Linked DNA regions of Homo sapiens: region 1 is linked to region 2. Evidence: chromatin contacts called from ENCODE Hi-C or POLR2A ChIA-PET data. All regions are on one chromosome and are shown on one strand. The core of a region is the stretch at or near the end of the contact, and the rest is flanking DNA. Distances in the headings are between cores, read along the strand shown.

Region 1 (4,807 bases), core at 349-2,848, 100 kb before region 2:
TCCTCCACTGCCACCCTCTGGAACAGCCAGTTGGGCAGGGATTCTGTAAGGCCCAGGGCCCACATGGCCCCACAGAGCAGCAAGAGGGTGCCCCAGCCGGCTGGGAAGGCCAGGTCAGGCCGGGCCACAGCCACATGGCGCAGGAGAGCTGTGGCCACCATGCTATAGAAGATGCAGAACGTGGTGGCTGTGTTGGTGGCCTGGCTAATGGTGCAGATGGCAGGGCCCAGCCACCAGTTGTGCTGCAGGAAGCTCAGCAGCAGCACAGGCACCACGCAGGCCAGGAAGAGCAGGTCAGATGGCGTGATGTTCATCATGAGGCTGTGGGTCAGGGAGTGGAGCGGGTGGGGGGAGCCCGGGCCCCGGCCCACCACCAGCAGCATGAGCCCATTAGCTGACAGCCCCACCAGCAGGATGAGGCCACAGACCCCAGCAGAGATGAGTCGGAGCAGTCGCTCAGGTGTGGCCGTGAGCTGCGTGGTGAACGTAGCATTGGGCTCCATTCTGTTTCAAACACACAAGGACAAAGTAGAAACCAGCCAGCCCCAAAGGCCGCCTTCCCCATTCCTGCTAAGCCTCCTTTTTTCACAGACCCCCTGCATGTAGTGGGCCCAGATAAGGCCTGTCCTTGGCACACATTAGCCCCTGCAGACCTCATGACAACCCCATGGGATGGACTCCATTAGTACCCTGGGTTCAAATCCTGCCTCTGCTGCTTGCTAGCTCCAGTACCCTGGGATTTATTTATTTATTTATTTTTTTAGAAACAGAATCTCACTCTATCACCCAGGCTGGAGTGAGATCTTGACTCACTGCAACCTCCGCCTCCTAGGTTCAAGCGATTCTCATGCCTCGGCCTCCCAAAGTGCTGGGATTACAGGCGCCACCGCACCTGGCCCCTGGGAGAGTTACTTAATGTTTCTCTACCTCAGTTTCCTCAGCTGTAAGAAAGCAAGGAAATAAAATAAAACAGATGTCAATAGTAACTATCATAAGTGGTAAGACTAGGGTAATTTTCATTTTCTTCTTTAAAATTTATTTCTAAAATTTCTGCAGGGAGTACACATTGTTTTCATAATCTGATAAATATATATGTGCATACATACACACACACATATGTATCTATTTTTTGACAAAACAAAAACCCTGCCCTGTGAAACAAGCAGGTTTAATTTGAGGTTCAAATGGAAAAGTGGGTCTGAAAGGGCTTTGAGAAGGTGTGAAGCCCCTTCCAGTGGTTCCCAAGCTTCTCTGCACTTTGGGATCACCTGAGGAGTTTCACAAATACAGAAGCCTGGGTCCCACCCCCAGAGACATGACATAGTTGGTCTGGGCTTTAGCATTTTTGAAAGATCCCAAATAATTCTAAGGGCAGACCAGCCTGGGAATCATTGCCCTCTAGGTTATGCTGTGCAGGCCCCTGGCAGAGTGGGGGAGTCTGCACCCAGTGGTCAGACCTTTCTTCTCACCCCCACTCTGTCCCACATGTCAAGGGCAGGGGGAGTCCCCGATTGGGAGGACTCTGGCTACAAGATGGGATGTAGACATCCTAGAGCCAGCCCAGTGGCTGATGTCACCATTGGCCGCCCTGCAGGCCAGGCCAGGGCCCGGGAGCTTTAGCTGGAGGCTTGCCTGCTAACTCAGTACATATTTCCTGAGCATTTGCTCTGGACCAGGTTCCCGGAATCCAGCAGCAAACAAGACATAGCAGAGGAGTCCTTACTGGAGTTGCCCTCCCCTTTTCTACCACACCGGGGTGGGGGCTGGAGACACTCTTCTCCTGCGGGCTCAAAGCCAGGTTTGAAGGAGTCTCTGAGTCCCTCCTGCAGAGCCCCAGCCTGGGGAACTTGGCTTCGTCTCTGGGGCCCCAGGGCAGCAACGTGCCTGAGGGCAGCTGAGGGGAGACTGGAGAGGGGGCCTCTGTGAATTCTGATGTCGGCCACCTTCCCGGGTCCCACCAGCTTCAGAGACGGCAGGAGGAGGGGAAATGAAGGACCTGTCCTGGATGAAGGCTGTCATCCAGCCACTTTCCTGGCATTTATCACTGCCTTTTCGTCTCTTTTTCCTGGTCCACACCCACCAATGACATGGACTATTACTGGAGAGGAATTGGCAGGGAGCAATACGAGGCTTCAGGGACCTGGCCCCTCCTTCCCCGAAGCATCCGCATCTTCCTGTAAGCAGTTGCATAACTTCAGAGTTAAGTCTATGGGTATCGGCGTTTGCGTTTAACACTGGCTCCAGCACTTACTTGCTACGTGACTACGGGGAAGTTACTCAGCCTCCCTATGCAGTACTTTCCTTTTCCGTAAGATGGGGGAGCACGCCTGATGGTGTGAGGGCTAAATGAATTAACACGAGCTAGGTGCTCAGAACAGTGCCTGGCATACGGTAGGCACTGGGTAAAGGAGGGATGTCATTCTGCCCCTGCTCACCCTCAGCTCCCAAAAGCCCTCTTCTCTTAGAGCTCCTGCCCAGCCTTCCTTCTCTCCCCATGCCCTCCCTTCTCACTCCACAGCCTGAGTCCCATCAGCCCAGTCCCACCCTCCTTTTCTTAATCAGACTCTGGCTAAGCCTAAATCAGAGCCTCCTTGGCTGACATGCCCCAAGAACTCACCACTTGCCTGGAAGTTCACTCTGAAGTCTACCTCAAGTTTCTCCTGCTGCTGTCGTTGCCTACTTTGTGCTGCTCTGAGGTTCCTGGGTCCTGTTCCCTGGCTTGTGAGCCCTTTGACAGCAGGAAAGGCTGGTGGTCCTTGCACAGCTGTGCCCTGCCCAGCAGGTGGATCCGGCCCAAGAAAGCCAAAAGAGGGTGCTGGGCAGTGTGGAGTTCCTCCCAGAACTCCACCTCCTGCGAACCTGAGTTGCCTGAGGCCACAACAGAGCTGAGCTGAGACGGGGAGGCCTGGGGGCCACTCCCGTACCGGGCCCCCAAACGACAGGGGCTGTCTGCTCTACTGCCTCTCCCAGGAATCACACCCTGCCTACCTGCCTCATTAATTCCCTGGCCTACAGGACAGAGATGTTGGTGCCTGCCAGGTCCCTGGGCCCCAGAGAAAGAGCCATTAGCAACTATAGGACCTGTTTCCCATCCTTATCCAGGGCCAGCATCACTCACTGCAGCCCACACCCCTCTCTCTCTCTCTCTCTCTCTCTCTCTCTCTCTCTCTCTCTCTCTCTCTCTCTCTCTCTCTGAGCACACTGAGAAACTGCTCAGTTCAGGGGCAGGCTTGTGGGCTGCGGGAGGGGACCTGAGATGGGAGAAGACATTGGGGTAAAAAGGATCAGTGAAGGGCCCAGTAAAAGAATCAGCTGGAGGGCCGGGCGCGGTGGCTCATGCCTGTAATCCCAGCACTCTGGGAGGCCGAGGCGGGTGGATTATGAGGTCAAGAGATCGAGACCATCCTGACCAACATGGTGAAACCCCGTCTCTACTAAAAATACAAAAAATTAGCTGGGTGAGGTGGCGGGCGCCTGTAGGCCCAGCTACTTGGGAGGCTGAGGCAGGAGAATGGCGTGAACCCGGGAGGTGGAGGTTGCAGTGAGCCGAGATTGCGCCCCTGTGCTCCAGCCTAGCGACTGAGTGAGACTCCGTCTCAAAAAAACAAAACAAAACAAAACAAAACAAAAACACACAAAGAATCAGCTGGACCATGGGAATCATCCACATGGAGTCTGGAGGTTGAATGGGGTCCATTAAGGGAATCTAATCCAACTTTGGCAGCTTCAGATGCTGGGATCTTCTCTACCTCACCTTTGCCAAGCATTACCTGTCTTCTTGTGCGCCTCTGGTGATGGAAGGCTCACTGCTGCTGAGACGTTCCTTTCAGAACTGAGAAGAGGGGTTGGGGCCAGGGCCTAAGACTGTGTGATGCAACAGCCCTCTGTTGCTCCCTCTTTCTCCTTCGTTCTCTCTCTCTGTAACTCTGTTCCTTGAACTGTCTTTGCTTGTCCCCCTATGAAACTGGGGTTTCCATTGATTCAGCCAGGAAATTCCCCAGTACCTGAAGGATTACAAAATACCAAACCCAGGCTGGGGGCGGTGGCTCACGCCTGTCATCCCAGCACATTGGGAGGATCACTTGAGCCCAGGAGTTTGAGACCAGCCTAAGCAACATTGCAAGACCTTGTGTTTGCAAATAGCTAAAAAATTAGCCGGATGTGGTGGCATGTGCCCATGGTCCCAGCTACTTGGGAGGCTGAGGTGGGGGAATCACTTGAGCCCAGACAGTTGAGGCTGTTGTGAGTGGCGATCATGCCAATGTACTCCAGCCTGCGCAACAGAGAGAGATCCTGTCTCAAAAAACAAACAAACAAATTCAGTGCCTGGCACATGTTGTATATTCAATTTGTGATGATGGTAAGATGTGACAGACATACAAACGAAGACCATGGCCGTCTCTCCAAGACTCTAAAGCAAGCTCTCCGAGGGCACTGGAAACCCCAGCCCTAGCTGATAAGGGGCAGCCACCATTCAGGAGGTGAATATTATGGAATTCTGGAAACTTCCACAAAAGCTCCAAATAGAAGTGTGTGAATGATTCTGAGTCTCGGCTCCCCAGCTGCTTGGACCCCCCAGCCACACCCTAGCTGCCCCTCAAATGCATCCAGAGACTGACAACTCAGGCCAAAGCCCTGTGCTTGGGGACACCATGGCATTGGAGCAGGGGGCGGGACCCCCAAATGTGACCCCTGGGAGGTGTGTTTTGTATGGTGGGGAAAGGGAGTGAGGTTGGGGCTCTGGAAGACAGGAGGGCATCGAGGCATATCAGAGGCCTTTGGAACATTACTCTTCCCAGGAACCAGA
Region 2 (5,017 bases), core at 1,280-3,779:
TTCAGCTTTGGGGCTTTTTCAGGCCTCCCTCAAGAGTCCCCTGAGCCCGCCCTGTTCCTTGGAGCTGTGGGAGGCTGGGACCCAATTAGAAGGTGATGGCTGGCCTCCAGCATGATGCAGGAAGGGCTGGCTAGACGGCTCCAAACCGGAGTGGTGGGAGTCTTGATGGGTGGGCTGCATGCCAGGGAGGGCTGGCCAGAGTTCAGGAGCAGGACTAGCAGTCCTCACACTTACCATGACCCCGACCCTCACCCCAGGGCCTTTGCACATGCTGTGCCCTCTGACCAGATCTCTTTTCCTTCTTCTCTCCATTGAATTAACTCCCACTCATCTTTCCTGTCCCAGTGCAATCATTACTTCCTTCGGGAAGCAGGCTCTCTCATTCCTATGTTTACAACAAACTCCCGTGATTACAATTTTCACAGCAAGAACCTGTTGGTTGGAGCTTGCTTTTTTTGGATATGAAAATTTGAGTAATATCTGTGTCTCCACTAGGAACTTCCTGAGAGCAGGCAGAATGTCTGCTTTTGTTGACCATCACACCCCAGTCTAAAGACCTATTGAATGAAGCCGGGCATGGGGGCTCATGCCTATAGTCCCAGACCTGCGTACTTGGGGTGAAAGATGCCCCCAGCCCCCCGCCATCCAAGGCCGAGGCAGGCGGACCACCTGAGGCCAGGAGTTTGAGACCAGCCTGGCCAACATAGTGAAACCCTGACTCCACTAAAAATAAAAAAATTAGCCAGGCGTGGTGGTGGGCGCCTGTAATCCCAGCTACTAGGGAGGCTGAGGAAGGAGAGTTGCTTGAACTTGGGAGGCGGAGGTTGCAGTGAGCCATGATCGCAGCACTGCACTCCAGCCTGGGCAACAGAATGAGACTCCGTCTCAAAAAACTAAAAAAGACTTATTGAATGAATGCATGAATGAACTACCACTTCTGTGAGGCCTCCCACCCATTCCCGGTGGCATTCTCCACCCTGTGCTGTGGTCAGCTGTGTACAGTTCTGCCTTTCCAGGACTTGAGGCAGTGAGGGGGCTTCATGAAGAATGTAGGTCGTGGAGCCACTCTGCCTGGGTTCATAGTCAGGCTCTGCCAATTACTAGCTAAAGAATAGCCTTGGGCAAGCTGCTAAACGTCTCTGTGCCTCAGGCTCCCCATCTGTAAAATGAGGGTAATAGTTAATGTATTAATGCATATGACATGCTTAGAGCAGGGTCGGGCACTACGTTTGCCAATGAATGTGGATGCTGTTACCATATCTATATCTGTGGCACCCAGACCCCAGGGCGGGTGCAGCCTAATAGGTGTTCAGCAAAGCACATTATTGATTGAGCCAGCAAAGTATGGGGTTGTTCCTGGAAAAAAGAATACTGAGAGGGGAGTGTGAGCCTGCAGGTGAAGAGGGATAGACCCTAAGAACAGGGAGGAATTAACCGGAAACCCAACTGCCCCGACATGCCGCTACCCTAGAAACGTTTTTTTCCATCTGACAGCAGCAATTCACTCAAGGAGCAGCAGTTGATTCTGGTTTGTGTTTTTTCCAGTACTCACAGAACCAGCCCCCTGGCTCCCCCTCAGAGACACCAGCACCACCAGTAGGCAACCCATCCCCAAAGACTGAGCTTCAGCACCACGGGCACTCCCGCAAGCTTCTAAGTTTTGTTGTTTTTTTTTTTAATACTTTAAGTTCTAGGGTACATGTGCACAACAGTTCTCACTGTTTCCCTTTGTTCCTCCAGCCCGAGGGAAGCCCTGGCTCCTTCTTGTGGTTGTGACTTCCATAATGCTTCAGCGTTCTCTTTTTGCCTTTTCAGTTTTTCAGTACCTAATTAACAATTCTGCATGTTAGATTCTCACTGTTAAAATAACTGGTGTAGGCCGGGGCACGGTGGCTTACGCCTATAATCCCAGCACTTTGGGAGGCCAAGGCAGGCCGATCCCTTGAGCCCAGGAGTTTGAGACCAGCCTGGGCAACATGGTGAAACGCCGTCTCTACAAGAAAAACAAAAATTAGCCTCTTACGGTGCCCGGCATGTAATCATGTTCGCAGGCGCATGCCTGTGGTCCCAGCTACTTGGGAGGCAGAGGTGGGAGGATGGCTTGAGCCCAGGAAGTTGAGGCTGCAGTGAGCCCAGATTGTGCCACTGCACTCCAGCCTGGGCAACAGAGCAAGATCTTGTCTCAAAAACAAGCAAACAAACAAACAAACAAACAAAACACTGGTGTGGTTTGTGTATCCTGACTGGACCCTGACTGATAGACTCACTGAATCCTCAAACTCGAGGTTCGGAGTGTTACAGAGGCAGGAGCCAGGCCCCCTGTACCTCTGACTTGCCTCATGGCTAAGAGAAACAACGGTTTCGGCCCCTTTTTCAGGAATCCTGTGGACTAGAAATGGATGTGCTGCTCACAGGGATATCTAATCAGCACTGGAAAAACTGGGCCAACAGTTAAACCACACAAACAAAAGAGCCACAGCTCCACACAGAACTGCCTGCTGGGCAAATGCCAAAACAAACGGCCACGGTCTCTGGGCCTCATCACGGCTGCAGGCTTCCTGGTCCCTCACGGAGGCCTCTCAAGAAGTAGGGGCTAAGGCCAAGTGCAGTGGCTCATGCCTGTAACCCTATCACTTTAGGAGGCTGAAGCGGGAGGACCACTCGAGCCCAGGAGTTCAAGACCAAACTGGGAAATAAAGCAAGATCCCCCATATCTACAAAATAAAAAAACTAGCCAGGCGTAGTGGCATGTGCCTTTAGTCCCAGCTACTCAGGAGGCTGAGACAGGAGGATCACTTGAGCCCCAGGAGGTCAAGGCTGTAGTGAGCCATGATCACACCATTGCACTCCAGCCTGGGAAACAGAGCGAGACTCTGTCTCAAAAAAAAAAAAAAAGAAGAAGAAGAAGAAGAAGGGCCTCAGAGTCTCTCCTTTCTGGACTCCAAGTCTTCTCTCATTCCCACCAGGACTGAGGAATAGCCAAATGAATCAGGCTGTCCCATTCTGCTCCTCTAGAACATTCTGGTCAAACAGGGAGCCTTCAGTGGTTATTGTCCTGAGTGCATGTCAATGGAGTGACATGCTCATTACATTCATCTGGAGAGCTTCTAAAAATACTGCTGCCTGGGCCTCACCCCAGAGATTCTCGTCCTGGACAGCACTGGTCATTATGTCACTAAAGCTCCCCAGGTGATTCCACTGTGTAGTCAAGATTGAAATTTGGCCGGGCGCGGTGGCCTGCGCCTGTAATCCTAGCACTTTGGGAGGCCAAGGGGGGTGGATCGCCTGAGGTCAGACGTTCGAGACCAGGCTGGCCAACATGGTGAAACCCTGTCTCTACTGAAAATACAAAAATTAATTGGGTGTGATGGTGGGCGCCTGTAATCCCAGCTATTTGGGAGGCTGAGGCAGGAGAATCACTTGAACCTGGGAGGCAGAGGTTGCAGTGAGCCTAGATTGCGCCACTGCACTCCAGCCTGGGTGAGAGTGAGACTGTCTCAAAAAAAAAAAAAAAAACCCAAGATTGAAAAACGGCCAGGCATGGTGGCTCACGCCTGTAATCCCAGCACTTTGGGAAGCCAAGGCAGGCGGATCACGAGGTCAACAGATCAAGACCATCCTGGCCAACATGTTGAAACCCTGTCTCTACTAAAAATACAAAAATTAGCCTGGTGTGGTGGTAGGCGTCTGTAGTTCCAGCTACTCGGGAGGCTGAGGCAGGAGAATCACTTGAACCCGGGAGGCAGAGGTTGCAGTGAGCTGAGATTTCGCCACTGCACTCCAGCCTGGTGACAGAACGAGACTCCATCTCAAAAAAAAAAAAAAAGATTGAAATCCACCTAACTAAAGAATGTATTTGGATGGCAATTCTCAAATTTGAGAGTGTATCAGAATCAGCCGGAGGGCATATTAAACCAGGGGCTGTACAGCCTCGCCCCAAGTTTCTTAGCAGGTCTAGGGTGGGGCCTGAGAATGTGCATTTCTCAAAAGTTCCCAGCTGATGTTCCCGGTCTGGGGACTATACTTTGAGATCACCTGGGTATGGAGTCCAACAGCCCAGGTTCAAATCCCAGCTCTGTCAGATGCAGTTGACTCTCCACCCGGGAGGGTTTTGGGAGGACTGAAGGGCATAACTTGGACAAAGAGCCTCATACGGTGCCCAGCGTGTAATCACGTTCAGGGAATGTGTTTTCACCATGATGTGATTATTAGTAGGAGAGGCTGCAGAAGTCTTGAGTTATAGCATGTGACTTTGAACTATCGTTTTAATCAGAGCCTCAGCTTCCTCATCTGTAAAATGGGATAATAATATCCTGTGGCTCAGCCCTCCTCACAGGCTGTGAAAGGATCAAAGCCGTTCCCAGATGTGAAAGTGTTTGGAAAGCGGCCGGGCGCGGTGGCTCACGCCTGTAATCCCAGCACTTTGGGAGGCCAAGGCGCGCGGATCACGAGGTCAGGAGATTGAGACCACCCTGGCTAACACAGTGAAACCCCATCTCTACTAAAAATACAAAAAATTAGCCGAGCAAGGTGGCAGGCGCCTGTAGTCCCAGCTACTTGGGAAGCTGAGGCAGGAGAATGGCTGAACCCCGGGGGGCGGAGCCTGCAGTGAGCCGAGATCGTGCCACTGCACTCCAGCCTGGGCGACAGCGAGACCCCGTCTCAAAAAAAAGAAAGTGTTTGGAAAGCTGGAAAGCCCAGTAAGGGGGTTTGATAAGACAGGGGTGAGGCGGGAACAGCCCCGTCCTGCAGACATCGTGTAGGGTTCTCTGCTCTCTAGAGACACTGAAGTAGCAGTTGCACATGCTTGTGAAGCGGGTTCCGATGCCCCCCCTCCAGCTGCTCACATGCCTCCCTGCCACCCCTAGCATTTGGAATGCCAACTTGACATGCCTGGAATGCAGGAGTGGCAGGTTGGCTCTTCAGACATCTAAGGGGAAGAGATGGGGGCGTTGTCACACTCCCAGCCCACCCCCCACCCCAGCCGTATTTCTGCCAGGAAAGGGAATGTGGCGGA

What was found. Hi-C counts contacts between places; a loop is a spot of excess contacts on that map. ChIA-PET counts read pairs that join two places held with the same protein, here RNA polymerase II (POLR2A). Pooled maps may share reads with other maps.
Region 1: a loop to region 2 is called in a pooled map of adrenal gland, with 2.2 times the contacts of the local background. The contact joins two enhancer-like sites. A Hi-C loop is called at or near these places in 38 of 168 maps with a recorded cell type or tissue (A673, B cell, Caco-2 and 30 more), 25 of 37 single-sample maps with no recorded cell type and 31 of 50 pooled maps. POLR2A ChIA-PET finds 5 or more read pairs at or near these places in 4 of 52 experiments (AG04450, CD8-positive, alpha-beta memory T cell, H1 and 1 more).

Annotation. Positions count from the first base shown.
Region 1 is chr6:36,732,701-36,737,507 of GRCh38, reverse strand. It overlaps RAB44 (RAB44, member RAS oncogene family), which reads right to left. Exons shown (of 14, transcript NM_001257357.2): 14 at 4,324-4,807. It also overlaps the pseudogene GPR166P. Among named protein-coding and RNA genes, the nearest start is that of RAB44, 37 kb to the right of the region's middle. RefSeq lists an enhancer at 1,747-2,248. Within about 2 kb of position 1,598, at least 26 of the 41 ENCODE cell types and tissues checked have a DNase peak (open chromatin) inside an H3K27ac peak, as active enhancers do; they include ascending aorta, pancreas and sigmoid colon, where a contact is called at or near this core.
Region 2 is chr6:36,631,648-36,636,664 of GRCh38, reverse strand. No RefSeq gene overlaps it. Among named protein-coding and RNA genes, the nearest start is that of MIR3925, 12 kb to the right of the region's middle. RefSeq lists a silencer at 3,007-3,207. Within about 2 kb of position 2,529, at least 12 of the 41 ENCODE cell types and tissues checked have a DNase peak (open chromatin) inside an H3K27ac peak, as active enhancers do; they include ascending aorta, pancreas and sigmoid colon, where a contact is called at or near this core.